Regions from separate parts of the Homo sapiens genome. Here region 1 is linked to region 2. A link is an interaction called in ENCODE POLR2A ChIA-PET data of the cell type or tissue named here. Cell type or tissue: A673. All regions are shown on one strand. Links, peaks and the distances in the headings refer to the core of each region. The heading gives the core; the rest is flanking DNA.

Evidence for each region. ChIA-PET counts read pairs that join two places held together with the same protein. Peaks named below come from ENCODE experiments on the same cell type or tissue, not always from the same donor. Only the 100,000 strongest peaks of a DNase experiment are listed, where the experiment ranks them.
Region 1: POLR2A ChIA-PET joins it to region 2 with 10 read pairs; 2 of 35 experiments call an interaction of 5 or more read pairs at or near these places.

The regions. Positions count from the first base shown.
Region 1 is chrX:5,820,369-5,826,586 of GRCh38, reverse strand. No RefSeq gene overlaps it. Among named protein-coding and RNA genes, the nearest start is that of LINC03070, 97 kb to the right of the region's middle. In A673, for the core only: no CTCF peak of the experiment used is centred there; no DNase peak of the experiment used is centred there.
Region 2 is chrX:5,528,902-5,535,119 of GRCh38, reverse strand. No RefSeq gene overlaps it. Among named protein-coding and RNA genes, the nearest start is that of LINC03070, 190 kb to the left of the region's middle. In A673, for the core only: no CTCF peak of the experiment used is centred there; a DNase peak (open chromatin) is centred at 3,489.

The sequences.
Region 1 (6,218 bases), core at 2,272-4,771, 290 kb before region 2:
TGACAGCACCCAGACAGGTAATCTGGCTCAACCAGTTCTGCCATCCCACCCAGGAACAGAAAACAGCAAGAAAACCTCACTTCAACCCCCTATGATTCCATCTCCAACCTGACCAATCAGCACTCCCCACTTCCGAAGCCCCTGGCCCCCAAATTATCCTTAAAACTCCGATCCCCGAATGCTCGGGGTAGACTGATTTGAGTAATAATAAAACTCTAGTCTCTAGCACAGCCGGCTCTGCGTGAATTACTATTTCTTTATTGCAATTCTCCTGTCTTGTTAAATCGACTCTGTCTAGGCAGCAGACAAGGTAAACCCACTGGGAGGTTACAATAGCATCCCCAGTTGGGAAAAGCAAAACCATCTCCAGATATTGCCACATGTCCACTGATAGGCAAAATCACCCCTTGTTTAGAAATATCACCCTAGGCTGATAAGAGTCAAATTGCCTGGGAATGTCAAAGAGGTTACACAGCCCTCTCCTGGGTGATCCCATTCCAAGTCCTCTTCTTTCTCTTCCTGCTCCTCCTCCTCCTTTTCCTCCTTCTCCCCCTCCTCTTCCTCCTCCTACTCTTCCTTCTCCTCCTCCTCGCCTACCTCAATGAGGGCAGCTCTGTGGTGCTTTTTTTAATTGAAGACCTCCCTGTAGGATGGGCAGAACTAGACTCTAGCTGAAGTTACAAGTTAACTAAACTTCTTCCTCTGCCCTATCTGCTTCCTTACCCTAGAGTAAGGATAGAGCAGGATGAGCTTTAGGAAATTCAACCAAGACAGCAAAATATTTTAGCGTGTTTATATTTCTCCTGGTCCTCCTCCTCCTGCTCCTCCTCCTCCTCCTCCTCCTCATATTCCTCCTCCTCCTCCCATCCCCCAGTAAGGACAATTCTGTGGTGCTCTTCCCACTCAAAACCTCCCTGCAGGATCAGCATGAAGCTAGACTCCAGCTAAAGGTACACCTTTGCTGAATTTCTCCTCTGCCCTAGTCTGTTTTTCTTGCTTACTCTCATAAATTTTTCTTTTGAACACATATTACTCTCAACAAGTCACCTGCACAAGAGCACCTTACCCTTGGGTCTGCTGCTCCAGAATTCAGCCCAAGATAAAAAAGTATTTCGATATGTTTATATTCCTCCTCCTCTTCCTCTTCCTCCTCTTCTTTCTTCTGCTCCTCTTCCTCCTCCTCTTCATCTTAATAGATGCTATGCACGAGGTATTATGAGATAGTTCACGTATCTTCATCCTTATCATCTTCCATTTCTATCCATTAGTACATGGGGCTTCACAAGGATTAAGAAACTTGCCTGCTGTGTTATGGCTGATTAGTGACAAATAGGGGGTGCATTAGGCATATGTTTTAAAATAATTCTACACATAAACACTGCAAAAGAGCTTTGCCAGCTCCAAAGTGCTCGACCCATGAGCCTGTCATTTTGCCTTCTGACAAGGGGGCACAGATTTAGCTAAAAATGAATGTCACATGGTGTTTTCCCCAAGCATGCAGTGATGTATCTTCATCGCTGTTTTGATTGAAATGCTGTGCAAAGATGATTTCTAAAGACAAACATCTGTTTTGAGCACAGAAGCAAAAACACCTGGAGCATGTATTGTATTATAGATGCATTATTGTGTGAGTATGTACCTGTGTGTTCATGTGTTGGACTCTTGCAATATGCATTGAAAACTTAGCAAGGTGTAAGAGGTCACAACTGAATATACTTGTTTGTTGACAGAGTTAAAGTCCCACCTGGTGCCCATTTTTCCACACTCAAAAACTACAGTGTGGTTGTTTATAGAGAAGGCACCCAGTAATTAGTTTTGTAGGCTGAGCCAAATTTTTGGTTTGCCTGATTATTTGCTGGAGGGCTGAAGGTACAAAATATATCATTACATTTGGGCTCCCAACCACCTAATTTAATTCACCCATGCAGAAGTTGTCTTGCTCGAATAAGAAAATAAATGAAGCTCAAGTCACCTTCTTGCCCTTGTGTTGTTTATTTGAAGGGTCATCTCTACCTTTATGATCCGTGAACATCTAGAGTAACAGACACACTAAATTTCTGAGGGAAGCAAGCTTTTAATATTTCTAAATTCTAAACAACCATACACATTTGTCTATGTTCCTGGACCAACAAATTTGTGTCTGTTTTCTGCCACGTTTGATCCGATACTATTATATCTGTATTTTGAGAAAGGTAATTTTTTTTTATAATGGGAGATAGAGTTATAAGATAAACCCATTGTAACTCCTGCCATTATTTCAAGGATAGAGCATTCTAGGTTCAAATCATCTAATCTAGAATATCATTTCTCTTGGTCAAAGTTGGACGGAACCTCGTTAGTCTCAAGATATGTATTAGTCCTGCCAGGCAACACCGGCAGTCTGAAAAGATTGCATTTCATTGACTGAATGGTGGCCTCTGCCAGCCTTGCCTGCGAGAATCATTTAGCACTGCCTCATAAATAAATGCAGACTGCCGCTTTCCCCAGGGCAGCCTCTGTGGAAGGACTGGACTTCAGCAGCAGCAGCTGCAAATCCGAGCTCACTCTCTGCTGAGTCTCTGCAATTTGGGTGGCTGCTAGATGAGTCCCCAGCTCATTTTCTCTTTCCAGAGTGCCTGAAGAGGAGCACATTTCTCTGCATGCAGAAGCTGGGTTACTCTCTGCATGTCCACCTCAATTTCAAAGACCACTGAGAGCCTCTCAGTTGGAGGTGACCTCAGAACCCTCCAGACGACTTCTGGTTCCCTATAGTTAGGTGAGACTCTCTCAAGCCCTCTCTAACTTTGGTAGAAATTTTTCTATACCACTCATATGCCAAGGAATTAGATAATTATTTTGAAAATAAATTTTCCGTGTATAGCTGATATAGGTATAGCTAGTACATACGTAGCTAAGTATGTATAATTTTATATAGGAAATTTATTTTAAAAATAGCTAATATATATGTAATTACATATAACTAATATATGTAGCTAATATATAAGTAATTACATATAGCTAATATATACATAATTATACCTAGCTAATATATGTAATTATACATAGCTTATATATGCGATTTTATATATAGCTAATATATATGTAAATATATAGAGCTAATATATGTAATTATATATAGGTTATATATGTAATTATATATAGCTAATGTATATATAATTATATATACCTAATATATGTAATTTTATATATAGCTAATACATATGTAACTATATATAGCTAATATATGTATATATAACTAATTTGTTTGCAATTATATACAGCTAATATGTACGTAGCTAAATATATGTAATTTTATGTAGCTAATATATAAAAATATATAAAGCTAATATATGTAACTATATATAGCTAATATATGTAATTATATATAGTTAATATGTATACAATTATGTATAACTATTATATATGTAGTTAATATGTATGTAATTCTACATAGCTAATATATATGTAGCTTCTATGTATAATTATATAGTATAATTACATATTTATTATTACTTAATATATAAATACTTAAATATCATGTTATAATTACATATATATTATTTTATGTTATAATTATTAGAATATGCGTAAAAGATCAGAGAGGTAATATATTTAACAGATATCCCAAGAATTATATAACCTGTTGTACATTTAAAACTTGTCTTTCATTAAGCAAAAAGATGTGAGGTCTTTTTCCAGAACATCTTTTGTGGTTTTTCAGATGGACAGACACTGAGGAAATCGTTTCTCACTAGGTGGGCAGATAGAATCAGGAATATAGACAGGGCATGGAAGCCTGACCAGAAAATATCATGGCATCAGTTCAACGCATCCCAAAAACTCACTTAAAAGCCAAAGGCAGGCCGGGCGTGGTGGCTCACGCCTATAATCCCAGCACTTTGGGAGGCCGAGGCAGGTGGATCACCTGAGGTCGGGAGTTCAAGACCAGCCTGACCAACATGGAGAAATCCCATCTCTACTAAAAATACAAAATTAGCCAGGTGTGGTGGCACATGCCTGTAATCCCAGCTACTCGGGAGGCTGAGGCAGGAGAATGGCTTGAACCTGGGAGGGGGAGGCTGCAGTGAGCGAAACTCCATCAAAAAAAAAAAAAAAAAAAGGAAAGAAAAAAAAAAGCCAAAGACAAACAAATCATCTGACAGCTGCAAAGAAAAGTGCAAGTCCCTATGTTTTGTTTTGTTTTTCATTCTATTTCCAGAGGTTCTTCTTTCCTGTCTTCCCTTCCCTCTCATCCTTTTTTTTCATTCCTTCTCTCCTTCCTCTCAATCTGCTTGAAAAAAAAAGGATTTTTGTTCACTCAGCATAGTTTCGTATGATTTTTAGCTGCTATGCAAAATTATTCAGAATGAGCAAAAGTCCTTTTTTTTGCTCATAATGAAAACATAATAATTATGACCCTTTGATAATTATTTGATTGTGATGATGGTAAGGGAAAGAATGTAAAGGAATGTCAAAACACTTTTCGAGAAGCCTGGGATAAACTTCACATTTTCCATATTCAACTTAAGCCCGCTTACAGGAGAGCATTTTTGATAATAAACGTTAACTTCTTTGCAAGGAAAATATCAATTTTGTTCTTTATTTTGCTTTAATAGAGTTCATGTTCATGCTCATGTTTTTGCACTCTGGAGCCGCGGTGGATCGTGGATTGTATTCCAAGCAGACAACTCTTCTAAAGGGATGTTTAAGTGCTATGGAATCTTGAATGCAGGATCCAAAACCTGCCTGATGGGAGACAGCTGGCACCTTGAGCAATGCATGCATATATTTTGTCTCTAAATAAACTAAGGTCCACAGACCAGTGCCATTAGCCAACAATTTGAGTATCCTTGAAATCCATCTGGATGCCCAGCACACACATTTTTTTTTAATTTCCATTTTTATTTTGTATTCAAGAATACATGTGAGGGTTTGTTACCTGGGTATGTTGTGTGATGCTGAGGTTTGTGGCATGATTGAATCTGTCACCCAAGTACTGGGCATAGTACCCAATAGGTAGTTTTTCAACCCTTGTCCCCCTCCCTCCCTGACCCCTAGTAGACGGCAGTTCATATTGTTCCCATCTTCATGTCCCTGCGTACCCAATGTTTAGCTCCAGCATGTAAGAGAGAACATGTGGTCCTTGATTTGCTGTTTCTGCATTACTTGACTTAGGATGATGGCCTCCAGTTGCATCCATGTTGCTGCAGAGGATATAATTTTGTTCTTTTTTATGGCTGCATAGTATTCCATGGTATAGCTGCACCACATTTTCTTTATCCAATCCACAGGTGATGTACGCTTATGTTCATTCTATGTCTTTGCTATTGTGAATAGCAGCATACACATTTATACAGGGTCCCAAGAGAACCGTGTGCCATTTGTGTTTCCAGAGCTAGGCAGAGGAGTAGGATGGGGGAAACAGGAATCTAACAATCTATGAACAAGGAGAAAGTATATTTTTATCTAGCAAGGAAAAAAACACATCTCAAAGCCATCACTCCCCTGAACTTCGTATTTTTGCTAACATCACATCCCTTAGATAAAGGAAATAAAAAAAATGTTTAAAATATTGCTATTAGAGTCAGGCTGAATAAATACATCACCAAGAAAGAAAAGTTATACTGTCTTCTGTCCTGCCCTCCAGAAGGAGTTTATACTTTAGAACATAAAACAATTCAGCGACACCTTTCACTTTACTTTGGGGTTCCAAGACAGAGACTTTATAAAATATACTCTCAAACAAATAGAAAGAGCTTCCTGCCCCCAGGAGACATTTTGGCTCTCTCAGAGCCTGTCTCCAATATTTATGAATGACCCTGAAGCTCCTTGTGGGGAGATTGGTAAGTCTCTCTTTGAGAATTACTGAGAGCACACCCCCAGCAGGTAATACCTAGGACCATTCCTGGTAGTTCTGCTTGTTGGTTAAATCCTTCTGCATGGCTTCCCTTGGGTCATTTAGTTAAAGAAATGCCTTTAATTTCTTCATGAAGTAAAATAAATATATCATGGTTAACAGATAATAAATATTTGAATGCGGTAACCAAAGATTAAACATACTCTCACAATTTGAGTTCGATATTGCTATATTACAGACATAGCATCGATGGAAAAATTCTAAACAGATAAGGAAACCCTGGGGTACACACGGATGTTTGATATTTCTCCCTTCAATATTGTGTACTGCACTGGATCGAAAATGTGAATGTACCAGCAATATTTTTTCTCCGTTGGATTTT
Region 2 (6,218 bases), core at 2,484-4,983:
TCTCAAATTATAGTCCTAAGAGAAGCAAAAAAAAGCCTTAGAATTTTTTTAAAAAATATATAAATTTTAGGGTCCCAACCCAGACCTGCAGAATTAGAAACTCTCTGGAATTAAGAATCTGTAACTCTGTTTTATGTAGCCTTCCACGTATGCTGTTTGAGTACTGTGATTTTACACTTGTCCTTAATGAGAGAAATTACAAGTAGTGGTTTTGGACTGGCATGTAAGCAATAGGAGAGAATTAATGAAAGATGGTACAAATGCAAAATGTAGTTACATAGAGAAAAATTCCAATGGTAGCATAGAGAGTGTGTTCTTAATTTTTTAGACAATAGGAAGTGTAGCATTTGGAACACTGAACAATAGTTTGCTGTTGTATCTCTTGACCTCCCTGCAGCCTGTGGTCACCAGCATCAGATTGTAAAGTCTCATTTATTTATCCAAATATTTCCTTAGGAATGACTTCAGCCTCTATCTCAATCATCTTTGGTTAGAGTGTGATCATTTGTGCTGCTAACAATAGCACTGCTTAGCTTCCTTCAGACTGAACACTTGCATTGTATCATCTACAAATGCATTTTAATTCAGTCATACCTCCAAAGTGGTTTTGTTCCAGAACATTACAATGGGGACTAGCGTTGTAAACTTTAGACACATGAGGCCAAGCAACTGTGGTCCATCAAAGCTTCTGTGGTGACTGCAGTCCATCTGACGCAGGGTAGGAGAGCCCCGACATTGGGTGGGCCAGTGGTGTTAAATAGCAACTTTTATTGAAGCAGCAGTGCACAGCCACAGCAGAGGTGCTGCTCCTTGTAAAGCTGGGTTACGCTACAGGCAGTGCGCCCAGAGTAGCAGCTCAGAGGCAGTTCTGCAGTCATATTTATGCCCACTTTTAATTACATGCAGATTAAGGGGCAGATTTTGCAGAGGTTTCTAGAAAAAGGATGATAACTTCCAGGTCATTGGGACATTGCCATGGAAAGGGCTGGTAACACCTGGGTGTTGCCATGGCAATGGTAAACTGGCATGGTACACTGGTGGGCGTGTCTTATAGAAAGCTGCTTCCACCCTGTCCCTGTGTTAGCTAGTCCTCCATTTGGTCCAGTGTGCAAGCCTCATCCCTGGAGTTGAGTCTGCCTCCTACCTCACATCCATGGTCTATGCTCCAGACCACCACATCCTGGGAGGGAAGGATGCTCAATGTGTCTTGAAGTCTCCTTGGCTTTTCCATGCCCGGCTCTATAGGACATCTTTCTAGAGCTGGACATCGTGCTCCAACGTCAGGAACTCTGCAGTTTTACATCTGTCTTCACCAATTGTGCAGCGTTCGTAGTAGAAACACTTCTCATAGAGCGGGACCACAATCTCAATCCAGAAAATCAGCAGACAAAAGCACAGGGAAACCACAACCCTCCCCGTGGGTATTCTGTGTGCAGGGAAACTTCCAGCCCTTTACAAACATCTACTTTCTCTTCTACCTATAAAACTTTAAATCAAAGAATGGAAGTGAGTGAATTGATCCTGAAACCCAAAATTAGTATAGTCAAGCCAACCCTGAAGACAACAGAAAGACAAAAACAGAAAAAGATATGTAGAAAAGATAATGTAGAACTATAAAATCTCAAATATGATTTTTGGAGCAAGCAATATATGATCTTCTAAACTATATGCACACACATAAAGAGGAAAAAGCCACAAGTAAATATTAAGAAATGGTAAGGAGAGAAACAGTAAAAAATATGATATATTCAGTGACATACTCATGAGTTCACAAATAAATGAACATATTTTAAAAAGTAGATATTCAGGATTATATAATTGGTTAAAATTGATCCAAAAAGACATACAATCTGTAACCCTTTTTCTTGAAATAATATGCAAAAATGCTTGAGAAACAAAAACAAAACAAAAATTACAAACTCTACCAACTTGAAGAATGCAGCTGGCTCAGATGATTTTGCAAGGAAAAAATCTACCAACTTTTTAAAGAAAAGTTTATTCCAGTGCTTTTTTAACAGTAGCAGAACCCTCAAAATAGCACACGGGAATTTTATGAAGTAGAAACGGAATAGACATCTGACTAGGTCACATGTATACAAGCATTTGACACACTCTCACCTGGAAAAGTAGACTTGCTTCATCAGTTGTTTACAGGATGGTCTTAAAACCCCCAACAAGGATGTGAAAAGTTTAAATTCCTCTCTCTCTCCCCCCTCCCTCCTTCTTCCTCTGTCCCTCCTATTTCCCTCCTTCCCTCTCTCCTTCTATTTCTCTCATTCCCTCTCTCCTTCTGTTTCTCTCCCTCACTCTCTCCCGATTCCCTTCTTCTCTCTCTCCCTGTCTCTCCCTCTCTGTCCCCTCTTCCTCTCTTGCTATCTCTCTGTCTCTCTCTCTCTCTGTGTTTCTCCCTTTCTCCCTGTCTCTCTCCCTCCCTCCCTTCCTTTTTCTTTCTCCCCTCTCTCTTCCCCCTCTTTTCTCATTTTCTCTCCCTCCCTCTCTCTCCCTTTCTGTCTCTCCCTCTCTTTCCCTTTCCTCCTCCTCTCTCTCCCTTGTCTCCCTCTTCCTTTCTGTTGCTCCTTCTGTCTCTCTCTCTTTCTCTCTCTCTCCCTCCTTCCATCTCTGTCTCTCCACCCCTCTTCCTCTGTCCTCTCTCTCTCTCTGCCTCCCTCCCCCTCTCTCTCCCTCTTCCTTCCTCTCCCTTCTTCTTCTCTCTCTTTCCCTCTCACTCCTTCTGTCTCTTCCTCTCTCTTTCCCTCTCTCCCACTCTCTGGCTCTCTCTCTCACTCCCTCTTTTCCTCTCTGTCACTCTTTTCCCTTAATTCCTCTCTCTTCTCTCCTCTCCTTCTATCAGTTTTGCTTCCTATGCTTCATATATTTTTGGAGCTCTGTAATGAACTCCGTATACATACAAATTCATATGCCTTCCTGTTTATACATTTCACTTTTTTTTCCAGTAAGTAATGGTCTTCATCTCCATTAATGGTCATCCTCTTCATATCTACTCCAATGAGGGTAGCAGAGTCACTCTGGCTTCCTTCTCTTCAGTGGCAGCGTGGGAATTCTTCTACCTTAATACACTTCTGTCTGCATCTTTATAGTAAATACATCTTTAAAAGAAACAACATGGAGTGGGGTCATGCTTTTTTAAATCTGTCTGGGAATCAGTCCTCAATTTGAGCTTTGGTTCTGTCTTTGTACAATGTGATGTTTGCTACAGTTGGGTTTAAATATGTCAGCTTGACATTTATTTTCAATTTGTCCCATCTGTTCTTTATTCCCCTGCTCTCCCACATGCTTCTGTGTTGAGTAGACTTTTACTATTTCATTTTAATTGTTTTAAAATTTGTTTAGCTATTTCTAATTTTTTTTCAGTAATAAATTCAGGGGTTACAATATCCATATTAGACTGTGAGTTAACCTTCAATGCATTATGCAATTATACATCATGCAAATTAATGCTCGAGTTGAGAAACCCACCTAACGCATTAAATTGTTCTGGGTGAGTGACTGTGAGTGAGTCAGTGACTGAGTGGTAAGTGAATGTGAAGGCCTAAGACGTTATTATACAGGGCTGTAGACTTTGCAAACGCTTAGGCTACACTCAATTTATTAAAATATGTTTCTTCTTTCAATAACAAATGAAACTTAACTTACTGTAACCTTCTTACTTTATACATTGTTTTAACTTTTTGACCTTTTTAAATAACACATCTTAAAACAAAAACACCAAAAATATTTTATTTTTTATATTTTTATTCTACAAGCTTTTCTCTTGTTTTTTGTTGTTGTTGTTGTTGTTTGTTTGTTTTAGAGACAGGATCTCCCTCAGTTGCCCAGACTGTAGCAGAGTGGTGCGATCATGGCTTACTGCAGCCTTGAACTCCTGTGCTCAAGCAATCCTCTCGCATCAGCCTCCTGAGTAGCTGGGACTGTAGGCACACACCACCATGCCCAGCTAATTTTTTATTTTACTTTAGAGACAGGGTTTCATTCTGTTTCCCAGGCTGGCCTTGAACTCCTGGTCTCAAGTGATCCTCCTGCCTCAGCCTCCCAGATTACAAAGATTATAGACATGAGCTACCGTTCCTGGCCTACAAGATTTTTTTCTGTTTGTAAATTAAATTTTTTTTCCTTTCAATACTTTTAAAATTTTTTTGGTGAAAACTAAGACAGAAACACACACATTAGCCTAGGCCCACACAGGTCAGGATCACCAAGACTTCAACAGAAGATAGGAATTTTTCAGCTCTACTAGAGAGAACATGGTTACTTATGTGGACCTATGGGACTGTGGCTGTTTATGTGGTTGGACATTAACTGAAATGTCATATGTGGTGCATAACTGTATTTATGACACTTATTTTCAACTCCTTGTCACGTAAGTCCAATATATAGGTCTTCTCTAGATCTGTTTATATGGACTGGTTTTTCTTTCAGGATAGTTAAGATGCTTTGATTATTACATGCATTTCTTTGTCTCTAATATTTTTTTCCGTAAGAACAATAAAAGATTGAGAGAGAGAGAGAGAGAGAGAGAGAGAGAGAAAGAGAGAGAGTGTGTGTGTGTGTGTGTGTGTGTGTGTGTGTATGTAATTGAGAAGGACCCCTTGGCCTCTAAGAAGCTAGGATCATGGGGTGGTCACTTTGAACCATTAGGAGTTGGGCAGTTTGGGGACATCGTTGTCTTTAATCCTTCCAAAAGCCCTTAGAGTGGGAATTCCAGGAGTCTGGAAAATGTCTTCTCTTTTGCAGCCCTGCTTCCATGGGGCCAATACGTATATGTAGGTGTGTGGGTGTGGGTGTGCACACCCCACAAACAAACCTATCCCCACGCTTTGAACTATTCCTTCCCAATAAAAGAGGGATTTGACAAAAACACACAAAGGACTCAAAGCTGGCCTCAGAGAAAGATAAACAAATCCAAACTAATGAATCACACAGAATTAACAAGGAGATGCAAGTGTTTTTCAATAAAAAGAAGTTCAGTCCCACATATGTGAAAGGCAAGTTAAAAGCACATCAAGGTTTTTTTTTAATTTAACCAATAACATTTTGAAGTATTAAAGCTTCTGATTAGAGGGGAAAAGACTCTGTATGCACTATTAAAATGTGCTGCCTGGTATTTATGTGAAGTTGCATTTCCATTGGTGCCTTAGCAATAGCTAAACAGACTGAGTAATTCACTTTTTCACTGGACCAAAAAATTTAATTTTTAAGAGTTTTTTCCTACATACATATATATGAGACATTATATAGACATTAGTATATTGCATTATTTTTGTGAAATCAAAATCTTGAATCAGTTCCAATGCATATCAAAAATGGCTAGCTGAAATAACTATGAGTGGGAAAAACAGAGCTGAAAATAATCATGGTAGAAGGGAGGAAGGGAAGAAGGAAGAAGGAAGAAAGAAATAATAACAAAGCAGAAAAGCCACATAAACTTAGATACGACATACTAAAAAGATATATTATCCATAACTAATATTATAAAATAATATATAACTGCTATGTATATTTGTTTGTCAATTAATACTTATGTGAAAATTATAAATTCATAAGAATATATGTCTTATCAAAACTCAGTGAAACCTCCAACTTGAAGCACCTCATTTTTTTAGAAAATTAAATTCAAATTTAAAATTCTCACAAAGTAAACAAACAGGCAGAAGATGCTGATGGCATGCACAAGCAAGTGTTAAAGAATCTTATTAATATAATTTCAAACTATCCTAGATTCTAAACAAGAGGGAAAACCACTGAAAACATTCTGTAAGGCTATCGTAACTCTGTTATGGAAATTAAATAAGACAGTATAAAGGGATCTGTAAAGGAGTGAAAGTGTATATTTGATGGTGTATAACTTTTTTTGTATCTTGAAGAATAAAAAGACATGATGAGGTTATCAGTAAGAGATGTTACAGGGGCAGGTGGCACTAAGAATCAGTGATAACCTTTTCCAGGCTACAAGATATGAAATTTTTCGCAAATTTCAATGTTCTTACAATTTTAAGACCACTAGTGAAATTTGACCACACACATCACAACACTTGAGGTAATTTTATGTTATTTACTTTTATTCCTGTACAATATGATAGATAGATAGATAGAATAGATATATAATATATAAACACAGAGATATATGACAGATAGATTAGAGAATACATAGGATAGATTGATGTATACATAGATGTACGGTAGATGATAGCTTGATAGAT